Linked DNA regions of Homo sapiens: region 2 is linked to region 1. Evidence: read pairs that join two places in POLR2A ChIA-PET (ENCODE). Cell type or tissue: endothelial cell of umbilical vein. All regions are shown on one strand. Region 1 overlaps GPHN (gephyrin). Region 2 overlaps GPHN (gephyrin).

The links. ChIA-PET counts read pairs that join two places held together with the same protein. Peaks named below come from ENCODE experiments on the same cell type or tissue, not always from the same donor. Only the 100,000 strongest peaks of a DNase experiment are listed, where the experiment ranks them.
Region 2: POLR2A ChIA-PET joins it to region 1 with 5 read pairs; 2 of 35 experiments call an interaction of 5 or more read pairs at or near these places.

The regions. Positions count from the first base shown.
Region 1 is chr14:66,648,689-66,653,688 of GRCh38, forward strand. All of the region lies in intron 1 of GPHN (gephyrin), which reads left to right. Among named protein-coding and RNA genes, the nearest start is that of GPHN, 140 kb to the left of the region's middle. RefSeq lists enhancers at 1,863-2,062, 2,073-2,132, 2,183-2,242, 2,323-2,412. In endothelial cell of umbilical vein, no CTCF peak of the experiment used is centred here; a DNase peak (open chromatin) is centred at 1,993; H3K27ac peaks cover 1,569 bases.
Region 2 is chr14:66,798,023-66,803,022 of GRCh38, forward strand. All of the region lies in intron 3 of GPHN (gephyrin), which reads left to right. Among named protein-coding and RNA genes, the nearest start is that of GPHN, 290 kb to the left of the region's middle. In endothelial cell of umbilical vein, no CTCF peak of the experiment used is centred here; no DNase peak of the experiment used is centred here.

The sequences.
Region 1 (5,000 bases):
CATATTTCTGAGAACATATCCCTGTTGTTAAGCAATGCATGACTGTATAAGAAACACTCAATAAATAATGTATGGTAGAAGGTGATTAAATACCAAAATAAATGAAAACCATTAAAGTGGGCTTAAAAACAAAGTCTCATAATTTTAGTTACTCATCACATAAAAATGCTTTAGTTGTTGCCTGTTCCCTAACAGATAAGTGAATGTTCACCTAAGGAGACTCAGGAGAAATCCCCAATACTGAGACAAACCCAGAGATTGAGGGATAACTGTTCTGATTCAGAGGGTTTTGTTTGATCTTACCCCTAAACTTTACAATGAAAGTATGTTTGGTAATACAGTTAATATAAAAATCAGGGTTGGCTGGGTGTGGTGGCTCACGCCTGTAATCCTAGCACTTTGGGAGGCCGAGGCCGGTGGATTGCCTGAGCTCAGGAGTTCGAGACCAGCCTAGGCAACATGGTGAAACCCTGTGTCTACTAAAATACAATCGAAATTAGCAGGGCGTGGTGGCGTGCGCCTGTAGTCCCAGCTACTCGGGAGGATGAGGCAGGAGAATCGCTTGAACCTGGGAGGTGGAGGTTGCAGTGAGCCAAGATCACGCCACTGCACTCCAACCTGAGCAACAGAGTGAGACTCCATCTCTTAAAAAAAAAAACAAAAACAAGCAGGGGTCCCCGACCCCCGGACCATGGACCAGTAGCAGTCCGTGACCTGTTGAGAACTGGGCTGCACAGCAAGAGGTGAGCAGCAGATGAGCAAGTGAAGCTTCATCTGTATTTACAGCCACTCCCCACTGCTCACATTAGCACCTGAGCCCTGCCTTCTGTTAGATCAGAGGCAGCATTAGATTCTTATTGGAGTGTGAACCCTATTGTGAACTACACATGTGAGAGATCTAGGTTGTGCACTCCTTATGAGAATGTAATGCCTGATGATCTGAAGTGGAGCTGAGGCAATGATGCTAGCGCTGGGGAACAGCTGCAAATACAGATTAACATTAGCAGAGAGGTTTGACTGCACAGAGACCATAGTAAATCAATTACTTGCAGACTCATTTCAAAACCCAATCAGTGAGTGGCAGGTGGCAAGCTGCATCTGACGTCAAGCTTTATAGTGGCAAGTGAGGTGATGTACTTCAATTGTACAGCTGCATCTGGTGGTAACGCTTTAAGTCAGAATCCAGCACTTCTTTTAATTCATGAGTGGCCTGCTTATTATTTTATTTACCACTTTCATCTGCTTCTCTTTCCTGCATTACACACTTTTCTTAGTCAGAGTTTTGGTAAACCCACCAGCTAACCCTACCCAAAATAAGTAAAAGCCAAACATCACTGGAGAGCTTCTTTGAAAAGGGAGACAGACCCAATGATGAGATAGCAGAAGACTCTAAGACTGCCAACCAAAAAAAAAAAAAAGCTGCATTTAAAAGAAAATACCGAGAGTCTTACATAAGTTATGGGTTCATTGCAGTAGGTGATTTCACATTCTCAGAGCCTGCTTTGTGTAATATGTGGTGACTGGCTGTCCAAAGCCATGAAACCTTCAAAACTGCTTCACCACATGGAGACTACACGCCCTGCATTAGAAGACAAGCCTTTGGAGTTTTTCAAAAGAAAAGAACATGAACATAAAGAACAGAAGCAATTACTAAAGGCCACTATTTCATCAAATGTGTCTCCACTGAGACCATCATTCTTAGTGGCTAACCACATTGCTAAAGCTAAGGAGCCCTTTACATGAAGAGTTGATCCTGCCTGCTGCTAAGGACATATTTCATGAACTTTTAGGAGAGGCTGCAATTCAAAAGGTGGCATATCTTCCCCTTTGAGCTAGCACCCTAACTAGACGAATCAATGAAATAGCAGAGTACATGGAGGCACAACTGTTAGAGAGGATTAATGAATCACTGTGGTATGCAATCCAGGTTGATGGGTCTACCAGTGTTGACAACAAGGGAACAATGCTTGTTTTTGTATGATGTATTTTTCAGGAGGATATACATGAGGAAATGTTTTGTGTGCTTTTGTTGCCAACCAGCACCACAGCTGCAGAACTATTCAAGTCTTTGAATGATTACATATCAGGAAAACGAAACTGGTCATTTTCTGTCAGCATATGCACAGATGGAGCAGCTACCATTACTTGACAGCTTTTTGGTTTCACTACTTGGGTCAAAGAGGTCGCTTCTGAATGTGAGCCTACACACCCTGTTATCCTTAGAGAAATGCTGGCTAGCCAAAAAATGTCACCTGAACTTAACAGCATTTTACAGGATGTGATTAAAATTATCAACCACATTAAAATACATGCCCTTAACTCACATCTGTTTGCGCAGCTCTGTGAGGAGATGGACACAGAGCACACACATCTTCTCTAATACACAGGAGTGAGATGGTTTTCTAAAGGTAGATCACTGGCCAGAGTTTGAGTTACAAGAGCCGCTTCAGAGATTTCTTTTAGGAGAATAGTTCTTTTCTTTTAGAAAAACAATCACCACTGGCAGCACATTTCAGTGACACAGAAAGGGTCCCAAAACTTGCTTACTTGTGTGACCTATTCAACCTGCACAGAGAACTCGATCTGTCGCTTCAGGGGAGAACAACAAGTGTGTTCAAGTCGGCAGATAAAATGGCTCCATTCAAAACCAAACTGGAATTATGGGGGTGATGAAGGAACATTGGGATTTCTGACATGTTTCAAGCATTAGCAGAGATTTTGAGAGACTGAGCCAGGGCTGCCTTTCTCTCAGCTAGTGTATGATCACCTATCTCGGCTTTCAAAAGAGTTGAGTATTACCTCCCAACCACAAAAGACCCCCGAACTGGAAGGAATGGATTTGTGACCCATTCCTGAATAAGTCAGGTGAATTGCCTTTGTCCTTGCTAGAAGAGGATCCACTGCTTGACTTCAAATTATGGTGGCCTTAAAAGTATGTTTGAGACAACTTCAAATCTCCATATGTTCTAGACTAAAGTCAAGGCGGAATATCCTGAGATTGCCACAAAAGCACTAAAAAGCCTGCTTCCATTGCCAACATCCTGTCTTTGTGAAGCAGGGTTTCCTGCAGTGACAGCAACCAAAATGAGATTATGGAGCAGACTGAATATAAGCAACACATTTTGGGCGTCACTATCTCCCATCACCCCGAGATGGGACCATCTAGTTGCAGGAAAACAAGCTCAGGGCTCTCACTGATTCAACATTATGGTGAGTTGTATAATTATTTCATAATATATTACAATGTAATAATAGAAATAAAGTACACAATAAATATAATGTGCTTGAATCATCCTGAAACCACTTCCCCACCCCCAGTTCACGGAAACATTGTCTTCCATGAAACTAGTCCCTGGCGCCAAAAAGGTTGGGGAATGCTGAAAAATGAAATCCATCTTTCTTTGCATTCTTTCAAAAGATTGAGTCTTTCAGAATATAGAGGGGGGCCTATAATGGGATATATTCATTAACTCATGCAACAAATATTTATTAAACACCTATCATATGCCAAACATTGTGGTTACCAGGGAGATAGAGTGATAAACAATATAGACATTTGCAAAATATTCACTTCATTCCCCTATTGATAAGCATTGATGCATCCTGTGTCATATAGAAAAGGAGGAAAATTATTATTCGGTAATATTATAGAACTTAATGCAATTTAAGCAAATGCGTGTATACAAATGTGTATATTTTGTATATATTTGATATAATATACCATATATATATAATATCATTCTATGTAACCTACCACATGTTCAGAATCTGCTGCAGAGATTTTTTCTGTGACACAAAGAAACATTAAATGCTTATGCTTCTTTTGTTTTTTGTGGGTTTTTTTTTCTGTTTTTAAACTAGGGATTTGGTTATCCTGCAAATTATGAATTTACTTTTGTTTTAATATTCTAAAGCTATACATTAATATTATTTGCCACATATTGGCTGAGAGCTATTGAATCCTTTATAGTGTAACATTCTTGGCCTAACAGTCTGCATTTCCCAGGCTGCCAGCAAAGCAATTCGGTGGGGCAATTGTGGTCATGCAGGGGCCTTGTGAGCGGTTGGCAGAGAGAGAAGCATACAGATCAGACAGACTCCTATCCTGCAGGAAAGGTAGCCCTCCTTTCTCCCATCCCAGCAGTCAGCAGGAGGTAGAGCCGCTCAGAGCTATATGAAGAGCCTTTGGGAATAGGTGCCTATGGTTATGTTTTGCTGCAGCTGCCCTATATTCACAACCTCCTGCATTCCATGCAGGCTTGACCTCTGCCTCTGCCTATTCTCTGGGCAGTTCTCCCTGTCAATTCAGCTGTCTGGGGGTCATGGGATCCCAGAGGTAGCTAGGATGCCAGTGTGTTTCTCTGCAGTTCCTTCACTTACACCTTTCTTAGGAACTGTTGAGGGCTGGGAGCTGGTCCTGGTACTCGGCAATGTTTTGCAGTGTTCCCAGCATCCTCCCTCTTCTACCTCAGTGTCAGTAGTACCTTTCTATCAACTTTCAGTGTTTTCTTTAAAAAGAAAGTGTGATGGTTTACTGGATATTTTGGGTTCAGTGAAGTGGGAGAGGCACTTTCTGGCTGCATTTAGTCAGCCATCCTGCTCCATAGTCATTGGAATTATCTTTCTAAATTTTATTTTCTGATTGTTGTTCCTGGTATATAAAATTATAATTGATTTTTTAATTAAACTTTTTAGATAGTTGTAGAATTACATGTGGTTAAAATATTTTCTAAAGAGAGATCCTCTGTACCCTCTATCCAGTTTCCTCAAATGGTAATATTTAGCAAAACAGTACAGTGTCACAATCAGGAGTTTGACACTGACCCAGTGAAGATAAAGGACATTTTCATCAACACAAGGATCCCTCAATTTGCCTATTTGTAAAATACCCACTTCCCTTTCCCCATCTCCCACCTGAACTCCTTGTAAACACTAATTTGTTCTCCATTTCTATAATATTGTTAAATCAAGAAACTTATATAAGTGGAATCACACCACAT
Region 2 (5,000 bases), 150 kb after region 1:
TTTATCACAAAGGGATGTTGAATTTTATCAAATGCTTTGTTAGCATCAATTGAAATGATCATATGGTTTTCCCCATCATTCTGTTGATATGATGTATTACATTGACTGATTTGCATATGTTGAACAATCCTTGAATCCCAGGAATAAATCCCACTTGGTCATGGTGAATGATCTTTCTGATGTATTGCTGAATTCATTTTACTAATATTTCATTGAGGAGTTTTGCATCAATATTCATGAGAGATATTGGCCTATAGTTTTCTTTTTTATGTGTGTTTGGTCTTAGTATCAGGGTAATATTAGCCTCACACAATGAATTTAGAAGTATTCCCTCGTCTATTTTTCAGAATAGTGTGAATAGAATTGGTATTAATTCTTCTTAAAATGTTTGGTAGAAAGCAGGGAAGCCATCGGGTCTTGGACTTCTTTACTGGGAGATATTTTATTACAGCTTTGATCTCATTACTTGTTATTGCTCTATTCAGGTTTTAGATTTCTTCATGTTTCAACCATGTTAGGTTATACATATCTAGGAATTTGTCCATTTCTACTAGATTTTGCAATTTATTGGGATACAGTTGCTAATAGTAGCCACTAATGATCCTTTGAATTTCTGCAGTATCAATTGTAATGTCACCTTTTTTATTTTTGATTGTATTTATTTGGATCTTCCCTCTCTCTTTTTTTCTAGTTAATGTGGCTAATGGTTTGTCAATATTGTTTAATTTTTCAAAAAAAACTTAAATGTTTGTTTCATTGATCTTTGATTTTTTTTTCTTCATTCCAATTTGATTTCTTTCTCCTCTGATCTTTATTTCTTTTCTGCTACTACTCTTGGGTTTGGTTTGCCCTTGCTTGTCTAGTTCTTTAAGATGCATTATTAGATTGCTTATTTGAAGTTTCCTCCTTTTTTAATGTAGGCCCTTACAGCTATAAACTTCCCTCTTAGTACTGCTTTTGCTGTATCCCATAGGTTTTGATATGTATTGTTTCTGTTATCATTTGTTTCAATAAATTTTTCAGTTTTCTTCTTAATTTCTTAATTGACCCAGTGGTCATTCAGGAGCATATTGTTTAATTTCTATATATTTGTATAGTTTCCAAAATTCCTCTTGTTATTGATTTCTAGTTTTATTTCATTGTGGTCAGAGAAGATGCTTGATATTATTTTAGTTTTTAAAAAATGTTTTAAGACATATTTTGTGACCTAACATATGGTCTATTCTAGAGAATGTTCCATGTGCTAAGGAGAGGAATGTGTACTCTGCAGCCATTGTGTGAAATGATGTGTAAATATCTATTAGATCTATTTGGTCTATACTGCAGACCAAATCTGATGTTTCTTTGATTTTCTTCCTGGAAGATCTTTCCAATGCTTAAAGTAGGTGTTGAAGTCTCCAGCTACTATTGTGTTGGGGCCTCTCTCTCTTTAGCTGTAGTAATATTTGCATTATTTATCTGAGTGCTCAAGTACTGGGGGCATACATATTTAAAATTTTTATATCCTCTTCCTGAATTGACTTGTTTATCATTATATAGTGACCTTCTTTGTCTCTTCTAATAGTTTGGCCTTGAAATCTATTTTGTCTGATATAAGTGTATCAATTCCTGCTCTTTTTATGTTTTTATTGGCATGGAATATCTTTTTCCATTCCTTTATTTTCAGTCTATGGTGTCTTTGTAGGTGAAGTGTTCTTCTCGTAGGCAACAGATCAATAGGTCTTGTTTTTCCATCCATTCTGCCAGTCTTTGTTTTTTAATGGAAGCATTTAGTGTAATTACATTCAGTGTTATTATTGATAAGTAAGGATTTTCTCCTGCCATTTTATTATTTGTTCTCTGGTTGTTTTGTGGTCTTTTCATCCTGTCTTTCTTTAGTGAAGATGATTTTCTCTGGTGATATGACTTAGTTTCTTGCTTTTTATTTTTTTCTCTCCATTGTATGTTTTTTGGTTTGATATTACCATGAAGCTTGCAAATACTATCTTATAACATATTATTTTAACCTGATAACAACTTAACACTTTTTGCATAAACAAACAAGCAAGCAAGCCACAAACTAATAAAAGTCTACACTTTAACGTTATCCCTCCACTGTTTAACTTTTTGTTTTTTCTATTTATATCTTAATGTACGGACTATGTCTTCAAAAGTTTTTATAATTATTATTTTTAATTGGTTTATTAGTCTTTCTACTTAAGATAAGAATAGTCTGCAAACCCCAGTTACAGTGTTGTAATATTCTGTATTTTTCTGTGTACTTACTATTACCAGTGAGTTTTGTACCTTCAGGTGATTACTTACTGCTTTTTTTCTGATCGAAGTACTTCGTTTAGCGTGTCTTGTAAGACAGATCTGGTGTTGATAAAAATCCCTCAGCTTTTGTTGGGAAAGTCTTTATTTCTTGTTCATGTTTGAAAAATATTCTATTCTAGGGTAAAAGATTTCTTCTTTCAGCACTATAAATATGTCATGCCCCTCTTTCTTGGTCTATAAGGTTTCCACTGAAAAATCTGCTGCCAAAAGTATTGGAGCTATATTGTATGTTATTTGTAGTTTTTTTTTTATTTTTCTCATGCTGCTTTTAAGATCCTTTCTTTATCCTTGACCATTGGGAGTTTGAATACTAAATACCATGAGGTATTAAATAATCTTAGGGTTCAATCTGCTTGATGTTCTATACCACTCTTCTACAATGGCTATTGATATCTTTCTCTAGGTTTGGGAAGTTCTCTGTTATTATCCTTTTGAATAATCTTTCTACCCCTATTTCTTTCTGTATCTCCTCTTTTTAGGCCTGTAACTCTTGGATTTGCCCTTTTGAGACTATTCTCTTGATCGTGTAGGCATGTTTCTTATTCTTTTTTCTTTTGTCTCCTCTGTGTAGTTTCAAATGGCCTGTATTCAAGCTCACTAATTCTTTCTTCTGCTTAATCAGTTCTGCTGTTAAAGGACTTTGATGCACTCTTTAGTATGCCAATTATATTTTTAAGCTTTAGAATTTCTTGTTGCTTCTTTTTTAGTTACTTAATTCTCTTTGTTAAATTTATCTGATAGAAGTCTGAATTTCTTCTCTGTCTTGTCTTGAATTTATTCTTGAGTTTATTCAACACAGCTATTTTGTATTCTTTGTCTCAGTGGCCACATATCTCTGTTTTTCCAGGTTTGGACCCTGGTGCCTTATTTAGTTCATGTGGTGAGGTCATGTTTTCCTGGGTTGTCTTGATACTTGCAGATGTTCATCTGTGTCTGGGCATTAAAGTGTTATGTATTTCCTGTAGTCTTTGCAGTCTGTGCTCATTTGTACTCATCCTTCTTGGGAAGGCTTTCCAAATATTATGAAAGGACCTGAGTGTTATAAGCTTTAGCGGGCATCCCAAGCCCAGTAACGCTGAGATTCTTGCAGACTTGTAAAGGTACCACCTTGATAATCTTATACAAGATCCTAAAGAATTCTCTGGATTATCAAGCAGGCTATTGTTGTCCTCCCTTCCTTTCTCCCAAAAAAAATGAGTCTTCTCTCATTCTCTCTCTCTCTCCCCGCTGCCCCTCTCCCCACTCTCTCTCTCTCTCCCTCTCTCTCTCTCTCCTCCCCTCCCCCCGCTCTCTCCCCCCTCTCTCTCCTTGAGCTACCTGGAGCTGATGGTGGTGTAGCACAAGCACCCTTGTGGCCACCATCTCTAGGACTGCACTGGATCAGGCCTGAAGCCAGCACAATATTGGGTCTTGCTCAAGTCCTGCTGTAACCACTTTCTGGCTACCATCTATGCCCGCTCCCGCTCCCGCTCCCTCTCCCTCTCCCTCTCCCTCCTTGAGCTACCTGGAGCTGGTGGTGGTGTAGCACAAGCACCCTTGTGGCCACCATCTCTAGGACTGCACTGGATCAGGCCTGAAACCAGCACAACACTGGGTCTTGCTCAAGTCCTGCTAGAACCACTTTCTGGCTACCATCTGTGTTCACTCAAAGTCCTGCAGCTCTACAATCAGCAGGTTACAAAGCCAACAGGGCCTATTTTCTTCCCGTCAGGGCAGCAAGTTCCCCCAGGCCCTAGGTGAGTCCATAGGTGCCATCCAGGAGCCAGGGACTGAAGTAAAGTCCTTAGATGTCCACCTAGTGTTCTCTTGTAGTATGGCTGAGCTTGCCCTCAAACCGCATGACATAGTCCTTTGCACTTTTCCCTTCACATTCCAAAAGCAGAGGAGCCTAACCCCATGGCAACCACCATCTCAGGCTTATGGCGAGTACTGCCATTCTACCTCAGATATTTCCTTAAGGCCCAAAGGCTCTTCTATCAGTCTGTGGTGAATGCTGCCTGGTCTTGAACTCACCCTTCAGGGGAGTGGTATACCCTCTGGCCCAGGGCATGTCCCAGAATGTCATCCAAGAGGCAGTTCCTGGAAATCCCAAGAGCCTACTTGATGCTCAACCCCCTGTGGCCAAGTTGGTACCCGAGTTGCAAGACAAAGTCCCTTTCACTTTTCCTTCTGCTTTTCTCAAGCAGAAGGAGTTTTGCCCCATAGCCACCACAGGTGGGAATGTGCAGAATCTCACCTGATGCCAGCAAGTCTCACCATCTCACCCAAGCCCTTGATACCTGGGTATCACTGCTCATTATTCAGTGCCCAAGGGCTCTTTAGTTTGCAGTTGATGAATCCTGCCAGGACTGGATCCTTCCCTACAAGGCTGTGGGTTCCCTTCTGGTCCAGGGTGTATCTAGAAGTGTCCAGGAGCTAGGGCCTAGAACGAGGACCTCATGACTCTGACCAGTGCCCTATCCTGCTCTGGCTGAGCTGGTATCCCAGCTCCAAGACAAAGTCGTCCTCACACTTTGTCTCCTCTCCTCAAGTGGATGGAAGTGTCTCTTTTGGAGCCACAAGCTGTGCATCCTGGGGTTAGGGGAGGGGTGATGTCAGTACTCCCTTAGATGGTGTCTCAGTAGGTCGCTTCCCTCTCCACCCCCAGTCCACTGTCAGTGGACCCTGTTCAGCCCTAGGACTCA